2 separate regions of the Homo sapiens genome follow, and region 2 is linked to region 1. The links are chromatin loops, found by intact Hi-C in ENCODE. Cell type or tissue: heart right ventricle. All regions are shown on one strand. Region 1 overlaps RNF103-CHMP3 (RNF103-CHMP3 readthrough). Region 2 overlaps KDM3A (lysine demethylase 3A).

What was found. Peaks named below come from ENCODE experiments on the same cell type or tissue, not always from the same donor. Only the 100,000 strongest peaks of a DNase experiment are listed, where the experiment ranks them.
Region 2: it touches region 1 in a loop (2.2-fold over the local background); 7 of 110 quality-filtered maps call a loop at or near these places.

The regions. Positions count from the first base shown.
Region 1 is chr2:86,611,226-86,619,225 of GRCh38, forward strand. All of the region lies in intron 3 of RNF103-CHMP3 (RNF103-CHMP3 readthrough), which reads right to left. RNF103 (ring finger protein 103) reads right to left here. Exons shown (of 4, transcript NM_005667.4): 3 at 934-1,049. It overlaps CHMP3-AS1 (CHMP3 and RNF103 antisense RNA 1), which reads left to right. Exons shown (of 6, transcript NR_183901.1): 6 at 5,951-6,224. Among named protein-coding and RNA genes, the nearest start is that of RNF103, 8.6 kb to the right of the region's middle. RefSeq lists a silencer at 6,067-6,116. In heart right ventricle, no CTCF peak of the experiment used is centred here; no DNase peak of the experiment used is centred here; H3K27ac peaks cover 1,363 bases.
Region 2 is chr2:86,477,157-86,485,156 of GRCh38, forward strand. It overlaps KDM3A (lysine demethylase 3A), which reads left to right. Exons shown (of 26, transcript NM_018433.6): 13 at 721-873; 14 at 1,014-1,109; 15 at 1,452-1,579; 16 at 3,011-3,206; 17 at 4,774-4,946; 18 at 5,302-5,538; 19 at 6,831-7,002; 20 at 7,786-7,873. Among named protein-coding and RNA genes, the nearest start is that of KDM3A, 40 kb to the left of the region's middle. RefSeq lists an enhancer at 4,650-5,849. In heart right ventricle, no CTCF peak of the experiment used is centred here; a DNase peak (open chromatin) is centred at 3,115; H3K27ac peaks cover 3,370 bases.

The sequences.
Region 1 (8,000 bases):
ATGACAGCTTTGCAGGTAGATAAGGAGACTAAATGTGAGTTAAGAGATACAGGAACTTCCCTCCTATTCCCAACTCTTAGAGGAACTCTACCATCCATCTCACCCTATATTACTAGTGGGCAAAACAAGGGTTCTAAGCAGAAGAGAAGTAAATGTAAGGCTAAGGAAAGGAGGTATAGTAATGGTTTAGGAGAGTTTTCTACAATCAATGAATGAGACTAAGTTATAACTTGGTAGCAAGAGAAATGGAAAAAAAGGCATTTCAAAGAAGAAATAATGGAATAATAAAACAAGAAATAATGTGACAGACTGAATACTGGAAATGATGACAAAAAAACAAAACATAAACAAAAACACCTCTGAGGATTCTTATTTGAGAAAATGGGGGGGAAAACCGGCGAAGGACAGAAAAAAGAAAGGTAGAAGGATACATGGATGATTAAAGAAAAAGAGGATGAATCTGATTTCAGATACTAGGTTTCAGGGAAAAGAATATATCTAGGGATAGTTGCAGAGCAAATGGAAATAAGCAAAGAAATGCAAACTAGAGGTCAGAATGATAGAAGATTTATATCAGCACAGAGGTGTCACCTAAAGCCATGAATGTGCTGAGATCTCTTTGGAAAAGAAAGGTGAAATGAAAAGGACTAAAGACACAATCTTAAGAGATATCTTCAATAGAAAAAACACAGAAGAGCCAGAGAAAGGGACGGGGAGAGAGAGGGAGATAGAGGAGACAGAGAGAGATCTTAGAGTGAAAGTCATTAGCTGCCAGTTTATCAAAAACCATTAATCAAGCACCTATGTAACTAAGAGTGTGCTACACATTATAATAAGCTTTCAGTTCAAGCAGGCTTCTAGTATCATTGCCCTTTTTAAATAAGAAAGATCCTGGTCAGGACTCAAATTCTAAGAATTGCCTAATCAACTTACCTGGGATCACTGGAACAGTTAAATGTGCCTGTACGTATTCCAAATCTTGACACCTTTTTAACCATTTTCTCCCAGTGAATTTTGCCCACCAAGGGACTTCTGTCATTTGCTATGACCTATTCCCAAAAATAGAGAAAAAGAAACTTGAATTACCTAAAATGGAGTCAAGCCAACCGTTTACATCAACAATATAATTTCACTTAAAAAAAAAGATATTCTGTTCCCAGTTCTTGTTTACTGTATCATCACATTATCATTACAATTCTTATAGAAGGAGCAACTATCCAATAGGAAAAAGACTTGAAACACTGAAACGTAAATTAAACTCTCCCACACTCTGTGGCAGTTACAAAGAGAGGGAGGGAGTCAAAACTGTATTAAAAGGCTAGCCACATTCTCCACCATGTGGCCTCTTCTCTCTAATTAAGTTACACAGGAAGAAAATGGCCCTTGGAATAATTTCTCTTTGCTCTGAAAAGAAAATTTTAAACAATAATCCAAATAGAGCTTACTAAAAATTATCACATGTAGGTTCAACAAGTTCAAATTTCACTTTTTAAAAAGTATAATTATGGAGCCAAGAGTCAAACACATGTTTTCTATTAAAGGGTGCTTTGACTAAATCAATAAATACTACTAGTTCTATGGCTTTTTGCTTAATCATGAACGGCTCTAACATACAATAAGAATTACCATTCTTCTTATTCATTCTTTAATGTAATGAATTTTACATTATTGAACTTGTACTTCAAATTTGCAAGAGCTTTCAAACACAATTAGGATTAGGAAAAGCAAAAGATTCTTAAGAAAAGAAAAAGAGGCCAGGTGTGGTGGCTCACGCCTGTAATCCCAACATGTTGGGAGGCCGAGGCAGATGCATCACTTGAGTCGAAGAGTTCAAGACCAGCCTGGCCAACATGGCAAAACCCCGTCTCTACTAGAAATACAAAAATTAGCCAGGCATGGTGGCAGGCACCTATAGTCCCAGCTGCTCAGAAGGCTGAAGCATGAGAATCACTTGAACCTGTGAGGTGGAGGTTGCAGTGAGTAGAGGTTGCACCACTGCAATCCAGCCTGGGTGACAGAGCAAGACCTTCAAAATATGTCAAGACTTCTCTTATAAGTGTCAGCCTTTCTAATCATTACCACCTTTTCCCTTTATCTCCTAATCTTCCTGCCTTTAATGAAGGCAGAATTTCAATGCAGATACCAGTAAAAACCAAAAAACATTAAAAACAAGACCATAAAAATAACTAAATGGGAAGTTAAAGGAAAGCCAAAAATGTCTAAAGTCATCATGAAACCATCTGTTTAAGTCCAGGGTATATAGGCCAAGTTTATTTTCATAAATGTTATATTTCTGATACTATACAATTCAAAATTACAACATAATACTCTGGGGGCCTCTACTCTTTCTGGGAGGAAGGACCATTTTCACACTCACAAAGCCTCCAGGAAGTGAAGTTGCAGGTGGGTGTGTAAAATGAGTGCTGACAGTCAACTCCTTGGGAGACGCAAGAGGTGGTGCAGCCACCTCATCTGTGGCCTCTGTGCTAGAACGTCTAACAAATGTCAGAGGGCAGCAGAAGAAACAGCACATTGTGATGACAAGTGACTTGAAGTTCACTTTATGTGCCAAATAACCTCTGTGACACTCCACTACCATCCTCATACTTACCGAGACACACGTGCATACATAACATCTTATCACATAAGTTTGAAGCTTAATGAATACATATACACAATTTAGGGCATTAAGCAAATGGTTTTGATATTACATTTTTTTTTAAGGGACAGGGTCTCACTCTGTTCCCCAGGCTGAAGTGCAATGGCTCAATCATGGCTCACTGCAGCCTCAAATACCTGGCCTCAGGGTTCCTTCTGCCTCGGCCTCCCAAGTGTTGGAATTACAGGCATGAACCACTGCACCCAACCATGGTTTTGATAGTACTTTTTAATGAAAATAAGTGGTCTTATTGAGGCAGATACAATTTATTCAAATACTCAGACAGCTGAAGTAACCAGGAAGAAGGCAATCTGGGGACATGCACTTAATAGGTGAAAGCTCTTTTGAAGGATGCTCACACGTTTCCCTACCCAGTAAGTCCCTAGCTTTACATTTTTCTCTGGTCCAAAAGTACTTTATAAGTTTTACCTAGAAGGCCAGGTACAGTGGCTCATGCCTTTAATCCCAGCACTTTTGGAGGCTGAGGCTGGTGGATCATTTGAGGTCAGGAGTTCAAGACCAGCCTGGCCAACATGGCGAAACCCCGCCTCTATTAAAAAAAACAAAAATTTGCCGGGCGTGGTGGTGCACACCTGTAATCCTAGCTACTTGGGAGGCTGAGGCAGCAGAATCGCTTGAACCTGGGAAGCAGAGGTTGCAGTGAGCCGAGATTATGCCACTGCACTCCAGCCTGGGTAACAGAGCAAGACTCCATCTCAAAAAAAAGAGAGAAAAAAAAGTTGTACCTAGAAAATTAGGAAGATCAAGCAAAGCAGGCGCCTATTGCCTCTTGTTCTTTATTTTATTTTATTTTTATTGCTACCACTCAAGAGTCAATCTGGTAGTTCTTTTGGTCAAATAATCAAAGACAAGTTTAACTTATTTTTCAGATTCCTTAGGAAGATTAAGAAGTATCTGTGCAATCATACTACCATACTCTCTACTCTTTGCCCTCTTTTAAAAATAACTCACTTTTCAGGCATTATCCCATTTCTTGATCAAGGTTGCAAATAACCCAAACATTTCAGGTCTGTGTGCAGAATGACACTGCTCCAAGGAGTTTAGAGGTTGCCTCGCCAGTGTAAATATTTAGTTCCTAAGTCTGGAGGCATCTTTCAGTGAAGATCTTGTTCACTGCACAGGTATCTTTGAGACATGTGATAAGAGCTCCAATGTTAGGAAAAGAAGGAGGAATGAGAGGGGTTCTTCCCAGGTACCTCTTGGTTATAGCAGAGATAGTAGAAGTGAGTGAAAAGAGTTGGGAACATACCTGGGGCAGGTACAAGACAATGTTCAATGCCAGGGCCTTATTTATTCAGCAACGTGTTCTAGCATTTGGTTTTGAAGAGTTTAAGGATCCCTGACTGACAGAGCTACACAAAAATGAAAAATCTTGTAGGCATTGCATGAAAGCATTTTATATTACTTTATAGTTATATTTATGCAATTAAAAATGTGTCCAATGTCCTACATAGTTATATAATTCAACTGAAGGTTTAGCATAAATTAAATTTGGTGGAGTTTAAATTAACCAACCACTATAAAAATGCTAATATTTTCACAAAATAACTCATCTGGTTGAGTCACACAGCACAACAAAATATTCTCAGCCTAATATATATATATACATATGCCTTATATATATATATATATAATATATATACACACACACACTATGTCATACCAGTAAGAGTCCCCAATTTATAGCTCATATCCTAGAAGGATGCATGATGATTCTGAGTGGCATTCATATGGCTGGTCTCATTAAAAGGGGAGACATTTTCCTCAGCAGCTCAGGAAGGAACACTGTATGTGGGGAACATTTTTAAAGACTACAAAAAAACTGGACAAAGTACAGCTTGAGTTCCAGGTGTGGAACAGACCTGGCAATACAGGCTAGAAGTGAAGCAATCTTTCCATTCCCTTTCCCAGGGTATCTGCCTCTGGCATCCCCACACTTGCTCACCACTGTAGTCCCTGCAGCTAATACAGTGCCCAACTCATATGGGTGCTCAATAAGTATTTATGTCAAACCAAACAATTTCAGCTTCTTACAGTTTAATAACTCATTCTTCTAGTTCTGATTACACAGAGTCTCTAAAGGAAACTCTTAAGCTTTTGATTTCTGTTATAATCAAAGTCCCTTCCCCAGCAACCTGTACCAAGATGTTTTCTGGACAAACAGTGGCATAAATGGTACCCTGCTAAGCAACTGCATATTAATGTTCTTGACCTCAGTCAGACATAAAGATGTTTAATTCAGTGCATTTTAAAATGCCCATTATTTAGAGGTGAGGTTTATTACTGATCAAACCATGTGGCATACCCCTTTTAATACTGTTAATCTCCATACAACGACATCCAGGTTTAGTTAAGTAACATAACTCCCTGGAACAATGAGAGTATTGTGCTATGATATTTTCTGCATTCTCAGTATTTCATTATAATAGGGAGTCTCTACTTTCAAAATCATAAGCCAACCTAGTATATACATGCAAACTATATAAAACCATTAAGAGTAAGGACAAGTGATTGACAAAAAACAGTGGTCTTTTAATTTTTTTGTATTCTTACATAGAATTTATAAAATTTTTTACCAATACAAAATATAAGATAAAGTGGCTTGCTATGTGCTTCACCTCCATAGCAGTATCAAGAAAGAAATACGTAATTTAGAATCTCCTCGAACAAAACTTTTGTCTAGGAGCAAAGATAAACAAGTTTAAAATCAGCTATTAACTCTTGTCAGCCAAACAGGAAATATATTGATGTAATACTTCAGTAAATATTGACCCAAAGCTTTATTTTAAATCATATGATGCTTCTCACTGCTACCTCAATTCCAGTGACTTTAAATTCCATATGATGTAACACAGCCAGTAGGGAACAAATATGTCCTTCTTTGAACTATGACAAAAGTCAAAACGGAGAAACAGAAATGTTAGGAGGAGGATAAATCCATAAAACCCATAAATTATGCTAACTTCTCCACTTCAGAAGCCTATCCACTGTGCCATCTGCCTCTCTGACCAAGGGTCTTTTGAAAGAAAAGTAACCATCTTCTATTTGTAATGCTATGAAGACTGGGGCCAAAGAATCCACAAAACTGTTAAATGAATAGCTAATGAAAGATATGAGCTTGGGTTAGGGACAAAGGAGAAAAACAATGTTAGGAATAACTTAGAAAAAAGAGCACTTGGTTCTACATGTATTTCATAGTGTGTCATTGGTAAAGATGTCATATGTATGTTGCTACCTTGAAAACTAAAATAAATTCTGTTCACATTACAGAGACTATACGTAACATGGACCTGGAAAAGCTTAAAAATATGAAGAGGATTGAACTGGCTGCCATCTGTGCATCTTCATTTATGAAAACACTCCTCATAGACTTAAAACAAATGACAGAGAACAAATTAGTCAGCTTCTTCTAAAATACAGTGGTCTCCCCTTACCCTCAGTTTCACTTTCTGCAGTCAACTGCAGTCCGAAAATACTACATACAATTAGATATTCGGAGAGAGAGACACCACATTTACATAAATGTTATTTCAGTATACTGTTATAATTGTTCTATTTTTATTAGTTGTTGTTGTTACTGTGCCTAACTTACACATTAAACTTTATCACAGGTATGTATGTATAGGAAAAAACATAGACTATATAGGATTTGGTACTATCCACGGTTTCAGGCATCCACTGGGGGTCTTGGAACGCATCCCCCTCAGATAAGGGGGGACTACTGTAAACAGAAAATAACAACAATTCAAATTGTTAAAAACAATTCTTGAAAGTTATCCTTTACAATAGATTAATATATATGATCTGAGCTGAAAGAATGGCAAGCAATGGAGACAATATTTCTCTTCTGTTTCTAGTAGATATTTTCAATTTTAAGCATAGTTTTAAAAAGTACAACCCTCTTTTAAGGGCTTAAACCAAGGTGGCTGTGCTGATTGGCTTAGCTGGCTAGTTCACAGTGCCAAGGACAGGGTTTCAATCTCATTCTTCTCAGTTGTCCTGCCAGAGATTGTTCTTTCAGACCAGGCCAGCCATTTGACAGATGTAAGCCACTGGCCTCAAGGAACACAAGCCAGACAGTGGTGGTCAATGCAAACCTTGAGCATCACTGGAAAAATTAAGCAGGTGTCCTACTGCATTATTTCCATACATAGAAAAACCACAGAAATACATTCTATTTTTAAAGAGTTGTTTTTCAACTATTAATACCTATAAGGTTTAAAAATATTTTCAGAGAAAAAAAATTTAGCAACTAGAATTTATAATGCTACCATTTACTATCATTATTTGTCCTTCACTTCATTTGTCACCTTACCAGAGAATTCCTTGCCACTCTCATCTCCTTAATCTGCTTATTTTTCTTCTTACTACTTTCCACTAACTGATGTTATATTAAATATTTATTTATTTGGTGTCTGCCTCTCCCAACTAGAATGTGAGCTGCCTGACAGAGCAAGGCCTTAGCTTGGTGTGTGTTTCTGGTATATCTTCAGGGCCCAGAACAGGGCCTGGCACACCCACAACTGAATAAACTTTTGATGAATTCTGTCACATATTTATTACAGGAGCTTAATTCATGGATATCTTTAACAGGACATCAAAAACAGTAGATCATTTACAAGCCAAGAACATACTGCTAACTATTGAACCAGAATGTATTTGTTGTCTATAGGCAGCAGCCTATATAGCAAAAGAACTCAAGACTTTTGACATAGCCCTTCCAAGTTTCAAAGGTGTGCAACATCTTCACCATTTATTTCCATGGGATCATTCAATGTGGGTGACATTTAGACACTGAAAGCAGGGCAGTGGGACTGGCTATTCAATTCATCCTCAGTAATAAAATCTAAAATTATCAAAACCAGTGTCTTTCTCAATCAGACTATTAGAAATAAGTACCAGAGAAAAGAAACAGAATAACAATATACTTATACATTAAAGCTTTAAAAAAGCTCCACCTTATTTTTCAACTCCAACTGACACAGAAATAAACTAAAATTTAAATAGATAATGTATAGACTACACTCATACTCTCACATTCTCTCCCATTGCTGAACTTAAAAATTACTGAATTAGATTATCCGGAAGGTAAAAGGACAAATGCAATAGGAAGGATACAATAAAGAAAGGCCATGGATGAACAATGTAAATCTCTGGAAGAATTCCCAAACCTCAACCCTTTAGCACAGTGGACTACAGTACCATTTTATCCTTTTTAGATGTATATGTATTTATTTGAGGCCACGTGCAACAGAAAAATATACCTATTTACAATCATACTGCTAGTCAGTGACAGTACCAGACCTGTAACAGCGACAGT
Region 2 (8,000 bases), 130 kb before region 1:
ACAGAAAATGCTGCTTTGTGGAATCCCCGGTCGTGCCTTAATCTGCTGGATGTTTGGTTAGTGTGAGTTAGTCCTGGGTGCCTGCATCATTCCTGGCACTGGCTAAATCGAATTTCTGACTGACTGGTGAAGAAACTGATCTTGGACCATTGTGCCTGCACAAAGTTAATGTGCAACTCCCTCCAGGCCCCCTGAGAACCTTGGAGTTTTTAATGGGCAGTCTGAGTGGATGTAGGGTATCTGAATAACCTGATACTCAGTGCAGATTACTGGGTTTGTGGATCTGAGTAAATTTTTCTTTTTTCCTTTGGAGAAAGCCTGGAACATGCTGCCTTTAAATTCTGAAAGGGACTCATGACTCAGAGGTTAAGAACCACTGTTGTGTGATAACCTGTGTCTGAGCTCCAACTTGTGTAACTACTGCTGCACAGTCTGAATAGGGATTCTGCTTGGAGTTCATTCTCCTAGAGGGAGGTGAGACTGTGCCTGAATACATAAAGTGAGAAGAGGCATGAATCTGAAGTACAAATTCAAGTTACTAGGAGTGCTGAGGGGATCCAGGAACACTTCATGGGGTGGAGGACAGCATTTGCAATGAAGCCTGAACAAAGTTAATTTGAAGTCTAGTCACAGGGAGGAATGACAATAACCCCTACCTTTCGTTTTTGGTTTCAGAAGCCCTCTCCTTCCAAAGACTAAGTGATTTACTGATTTTTGCAGGACAGGTTGCTTGGAAGCGAGCTGTCAAAGGTGTTCGAGAAATGTGTGATGTGTGCGACACCACCATCTTCAACCTGCACTGGGTGTGTCCTCGGTGTGGGTTTGGAGTATGTGTGGACTGCTACCGGATGAAGAGAAAGAATTGCCAACAGGGTGAGAACCGATTTGATTCTCCTCCAGCCCCTCTACACAGTTAAATCAAGTGTTTTTGTTGATTTGTGTTTGGCGGGTTTCTTGAAGCATGTGGAGACAGAGTCTGTAAAGAACAGTTACTACAAATCAGTTATTTGCAGGTGCTGCTTACAAGACTTTCTCTTGGCTAAAATGTGTGAAGAGTCAGATACATGAACCAGAGAACTTAATGCCCACACAGATCATTCCTGGAAAAGGTATTTCATGTGCTGCAGTGATTTTCTTTCCCCTTGTCTTGGTTAACTCATGGGAGCTGGTAGTTTTGTTTTCCTTTATTACTCGTTAAGTTTATTTTAGTGTGTATTGTAAGTTGTCCAGAAATATATTAGATAATTCCTCCAACACTTTTCGAGTCAAGTTTTGTGGGATAGTTTTGTAGTAGAAAAGAAAATGCATTTTGGGGAAGGCCTCTGGAGCAGGATGAAAAGGAGGGAGTGGGAAAAGTAATCCTGTGGGGAATGCCAGCTTCTGCTCTGTAATGTTGAGGTTGAAAGTTCCTAATATCCTTGTTCAGATGTTTGCCTCTGCCCTTTCTTTAGCACTCTATGATGTTGGAGACATTGTTCATTCTGTAAGAGCGAAATGGGGAATAAAGGCAAACTGCCCTTGTTCAAACAGGCAATTCAAACTCTTTTCAAAGCCAGCCTCAAAGGAAGACCTAAAACAGGTATTTACTGCTTATGTTAAATTCAACATCTCTTGTAATTGTCATTTGTCTGTTTTTCAAATAACCCAAGGATTTCTATCAGTGCATTTGAAAGGAACCTGGGGATAGCTATCAAGTGGAAAGAGAGAGAGAAAGAATTCATACAGTTCATGTGACAGTTCAGAGACCCGTTCTGACTTTTCACATTACTTTCGTAGACTCTACTGTGGCCTCTTGTAGTAGGTTTTACATTTTTGTTTCTTGAAGAAGCACAAAGTTCTAAAGTAGTCTACCTAATAAGTAGCTGTCGAATTTGTAAAGGGTTTAAAAAAATTTTTTGTGTATTTTGCAGAATTAAAATTATTAAGATAAGCTTTAACATTTTTAAAATTACTAAATATATTTTGCCTGTGTTTATGCAGAGTTGAAGGAAATGATGAAATGAACCTTTAGTTGCCCATCACACAATGTAAAAAATGTTAATTTTCTCAGTCCTCATATGTCTCTCCTTGGTGGCATCCCTCTCCTCCCCACCATCACATGTACGTCTTGCTGTCCCTTCTCCCCCTCGTTCCAGTAATCAGTATGCCGCATTGTGTTTAATAATCAGAAATTTACATTTCTATAAAGCTGTGGTGTCATAAGGCAGGATGGGAGAGCAGAAGACTTGTAATATTTGGAGTCAGAACTGAATTTGAGTTCTTTTCCTTCCACGTGCTAGTTGTGTTACTTTGGCTGAAGTGAGCTGGTTTCTATGTGCTTCAGCTTCCTCATCAGTAATATAGAAATAAGAAGCAATATTGATGATTGGGCATCACAGAATTACATCACATGTAAAGAGAGGGCCTGGACCACAACAGGGGTTTGAATATTTTTTTTCCTCCTTCTTATGTATGTATAAACTCACTCTTGCCAGTTTTTAAAATTATTTTCTTCTACAGCAGTCATCTTAGATTTAATTTATGGGTTCTTTTAAGAGCTCATCACATTTTTAAAGCTAAGTCAAAATAGCATTTTCTCTTTCTCTGCATCCCATTTCCTTCTGAAATCACCGCTTTACCTTTCCTGCCTGCGTCATTTATTCGTTTTTAACCATGTTTTCTGTGCCTATCCTGAATTCTGGGATGAGTTCATAGGGGAGACAGGCACAAACTGGTCATTTTAAACCAGCATGGTACATAGAGTAATAGGGATATGTACCAGCAGGGGCTGGTGAAAGGGTGCGGGGGGTAATACCTTGCTGTGTTTAAGTTGCTGACATCTCTCCTACCTTTTAGTTATTCTCTACTAGTGCGGGATTACTGCAGCTGTGGGGATACCCAGGGCTAACTATTAGGTGGTTTTGTTCTGGATATTTATCTTACTTGTTGGTCGGCTATTAGGAGAGAAGAAAAGAAAAGGAAGCTGTCATTCTTCAGCTTATGTAAAATCGTCCTTTAATGCTTAACACAGACTTCTTTAGCTGGAGAAAAACCGACTCTTGGTGCAGTGCTCCAGCAGAATCCCTCAGTGTTGGAGCCAGCAGCTGTGGGTGGGGAAGCAGCCTCCAAGCCAGCCGGCAGCATGAAGCCTGCCTGTCCAGCCAGCACATCTCCTCTAAACTGGCTGGCCGACCTAACCAGCGGGAATGTCAACAAGGAAAACAAGGGTGAGTGTTTCCTGCTTTTGTGTTTGTTCTTGAGTATTTTAGTCCATTCGTGGAAGGACTTGAGAGAACAGTGGTTAGAAGTCGTGTGGAATGGAAAGTGCTTCTCTGGAGTCATCCTGGAACCTGCCACAAATGAAAGTGTTTTTGAAATGCAGCACCAAAGAGGAGAAATTTTGCTGCATTAAAATTTAGGGACTTCCACCTTCTGGCTGTGTTACAGAAGAGAAGAATTGCAGGCCACTTCTTTCATGCAAAGATCTGGAGCAAAATTTTAATGAATCAAATTTGACACTGTAAATGAAGGAATATTTGAATGTTAGACTACATCTGAATTTCTGGAAAAACCTTTATATAGCTTTAAAAATGTGATAAGGAGCTCTTAAAAGAACTCATAAATTAAGTCTAAGATGACTGTTGTAGAAAAAAATAATTTGAAAAGCTGGCAAGAGCACAGCTGGTGAGTTTATACATACCTTAGAAAGAGGAAAAGGAATATTCAAACTCCTGTTGTGGTCCAGGCCCTCTCTTTACATGTGATGTAATTCTGTGATGCCCAATCATCAATACTGCTCATTATTTCTGTATTACTGATGAGGAAGCTGAAGCATATAGAAACCAGCTCATTTGAGCCGAAGTAAGACAATTAGCAAGTGGCCGGAAAAGAATTCAAGTTTTTCAAGGTTTTTCCAGAAATGAAGATACAGTCTGACATTCAAAAATGTAGAAGAATCATGGGACAAGATGCAGGAAAACATTAAGTAAAATTCAGTACCTGTTAATGATTTACAAAAAACTTCTTAAATTAAGAACATTCTTAATCAAGAGTTTAAACCAAAAAACAAGACTGGAGACATCATAAATAGTCGTTGAATTTTTTTAAAAATTTGTTTTGAGTTTTTTTGAGACGGAATCTTGCTCTGTCCAGCCAGGCTGGAGTGCAGTGGCATGATCTTGGCTCACTGCAACACTGCACTCTGCCTCCCAGGTTCAAGCCATTGTCCTGCCTCAGCCTCCTAAATAGCTAGGATTATAGACGCCTGCCACCACGCCCTGCTAACATTTGTATTTTTAGTAGAAGTGGGGTTTTGCCATGTTGGCCAAGCTGGTCTTTGAGGTTTTTGTTTGTTTGGTTTTGTTTTTTTTTTTTTAAACAGTTTCTGTGTTCAAGAACAAGACAAAGGATATCTGTTTTCACTCTTTATTAAGCATTGTACTGGAAGTCCTGGTCAGTGCATTCAGGGAAAAAAAATGTGTAAAGAGAATGCTGCCAATATTTGTAGACAGTACATGCAAAAAATCCAAAAGAATCTACATTTACTAAACATTTGTCAGGGTTGCTAGATACAAAGGTCAATTTACAAAATTCCATTGTACTGGATAGTTATTGTTTTTAACATCAGTGAGGAATCGTCTAAGTAAATCATATCATTCATACTTACTCCCTAAAGTATTTTTTTTGTTTCAGTAAATAGAAAGCAAGTTCTAAAGTAATTCTGCTAGTAGAATACTAATAAGGGATTTGCCTTTCAGAATGTTTTTTCATCTGGATGTTTTGGTTTTATTTTAGAAAAACAACCAACAATGCCAATTTTAAAGAATGAAATCAAATGCCTTCCACCCCTCCCACCTTTAAGCAAATCCAGCACAGTCCTCCATACGTTTAACAGCACAATTTTGACACCCGTAAGCAACAACAATTCTGGTTTCCTCCGGAATCTCTTGAATTCTTCTACAGGAAAGGTATGTGTTTGTTTGTTGGTATTCCATGTTTTAAAGTTGAAGACAGAACAGGAAGAGAGTAGAGAAGTTGGAACTGAAAGTAGAAAGGAGACTGAATCACATACTTACCTTTGTGGGTTCAGAAGGCTGAGTCACTGGAGGATGGGTTTTATGGGACTATAGTTCTGAGCTGGGCCACTTTCTCCTGTTACCTCACTTCTATGAGTTGTCAAGTGGGGACAGGGGACGTACCTTTTTGCCTGGGGGTCCTGGCTTGGAATCTTCTGGATATGTAATCTATACTCATTATGGGAATGGAGTTTCTTGATGGTAAGGGAATGACATATTTGAGACTTTTGTTCTTTCTCCAATTCAGACAGAAAATGGACTCAAGAATACACCAAAAATCCTTGATGACATCTTTGCCTCTTTGGTGCAAAATAAGACGACTTCTGATTTATCTAAGAGGCCTCAAGGACTAACCATCAAGCCCAGCATTCTGGGCTTTGACACTCCTCACTATTGGCTTTGTGATAATCGCTTGCTGTGCTTGCAAGACCCCAACAATAAGAGCAACTGGAATGTGTTTAGGGAGTGCTGGAAACAAGGGCAGGTAATGTAGGCCTCCCATCCTCCTGCCCTATTCAGAACCCCCTTCTCAGTTCCTTTAGCAGACTTCTGACAACCCCACCCCAGGCTTTCCCCCTCCTTCACCTCCTGTTTTATTCTTTATTGTTTCAGGTGAATATAATCAGGTCAGGATGTGGCCATGGGTCTTACTTTTTAAAGCAGATGGTCCTAAGCTGGACTTTTCCAGTCAGGTTTTTGTTGCTTCCTACCAGTCCCTGTTGGGTTTTTGACGAGGGCATCCAGGCTTGGTGATTCCTATGGTAAACTTCAGCAGAGGAAGTGAGGGTGTGACTACAGGCTGATGGGATTTGGGAGATCAGACAAAATGTGCTACAAAATCATGCACCCCTCTTACCTGAATGAAAAGCCTGTGCTGAAGGCAGTTCTAGGTGGGCTAGGGCCGCGTGGTGTCACATAGTCCCCAGGTGCCTGCTTCAAAGGGCAGTGTTGTTGGATCTTAAGTGCCGGTTAATATCTTTAGGAGAATTTCTAGGCCTGCTTCTGTGCTTTCTTGTTTTGGTTCTGTTTTCTGGATCTCTGGCTTCTCTGTTTGGCCAGATAGGGTCTTTGCTAAAGGAACACTCTGCTCTTGGACAAGAATTTGGGAGAATTGCCAAACAGAAAGATGTGAGTGTTTAACCAAAAATAAATTTCCAAAATGTTTTTCTCCATCCAGTGTACTAATAGGATTTGCTCATTTAATCATATATAGACAAGAAACAAAATGATGGGCTGAATACAGTTTATCGGCAGGCTTTCTTTCTTGCTTGTCAATATTTTAATGTTAGACTATTTCACATAAAGGTTAGAGCTTCTGGGTTGTCTTAGACGGCCAAAAGATTTGGCACCCTCACACAGCCAGTAGTAGTGAGGGGTGTCACAGGCCATATTCCTGCTTGGCAATAACAGGCTCAAGTACGGTGGGGTCAGTCACCCTGTTTCACTGGTGACTGGTGTCACTGGACACTCCTTCCAGCGCTTGTCTTCTTCACAGTCCGTCTTGCTGTAAGTAATGAGATCTTACTAGGAGAGGTGATCCTTTCTCCTAGATGCTTACCCATGTAGTTTGAGAGCAAGGGTGTGTAGCAGATGAATGGTGAAGGTTGGAGGTGCTTTGGGAGCTCAGAGAACTAAGCCGAAACTGTCACATCACCATCTGAGACGGAGCACCAGCTCCATGGAAATATACCAATAGCAGTGTGAAGAGGGACTGCCTTCGGGAGTGGGGACAGAGCTGGCAGAGTTCAGACTAAAGTTTTCCTTCTCTTCATTTAGCCAGTGATGGTGTCTGGAGTGCATCATAAATTGAACTCTGAACTTTGGAAACCTGAATCCTTCAGGAAAGAGTTTGGTGAGCAGGAAGTAGACCTAGTTAATTGTAGGACCAATGAAATCATCACAGGAGCCACAGTAGGAGACTTCTGGGATGGATTTGAAGATGTTCCAAGTATGTATGAAAGATCTTTTAAGGGGGTTGGGGATGTGAAAGGAGGGGACACAGGAATGGCAGGAGTCTGAGACCCATCAGTGGCAGCCGCAGCATTTTCCAGGATTTTGGAGTTTAAAATTAACGTCTCTCCTCCCCTTCCTTGTTACAATGTTTATGCTTTTAAACACTGAGGCATTATTACCTGTTCTGTTGGTCTTTGTTGTCCCTGGACAGAACATCAGATAGGGTCAGTCTCTCTCTCTGAGCAGAATAAGTAATTTCTGTTGCATGCTGGCCTCAGAAAAATGGGTTTACTAAACACCTGTGACCCTTGATGGTTGACGTGCATTGCTGTTGGTTAGTTGGGATGCTGCTCACTTCTTCTGGAACACTGTAGAGGAGGAGCAGATTGGATCGATGACAGCTGTTGAAATACCACCTACATGCAGTGGGCAAAAGGGAGCGGCTGAATCTCCCAAGAATGAGTAGCAGCTTAATAAGCTTCTAGGAAAGACAAGGCCCTGACACAGATCCATTAGTTGGTGATCTTTATTTTGCTGCACCTTGCTGCCTCCTGGGTACAAATGGATTTTTTTACACTGCAGAAATAAAATGGTGGATAGTTGGTAGGAGGGGAAAATTAAGGAAAAGTAATATTTGTATACTAAATTTATCAGGTTATGAAAATTTTGCAGAGACATATTTTATTTGTATTGTTGAGGCATAAAATGCTAATTTGTCATTTATTTTGGTCTGTTTCTGAATTATAAATAGTAATAGTTCATTCTGTTTACCTTTCAGATCGTTTGAAAAATGAAAAAGAACCAATGGTGTTGAAACTTAAGGACTGGCCACCAGGAGAAGATTTTAGAGATATGATGCCTTCCAGGTATGATTATGAAGGTGGGGAGAGATGATTCTGTCCTTCACTTGGTAGGATAAATTCTTTTTTGAGGTAGTGAGAAAACAGTTTTCAAGAAAATAACAAAAGTTCTGTAATTATACTGCCACTGATT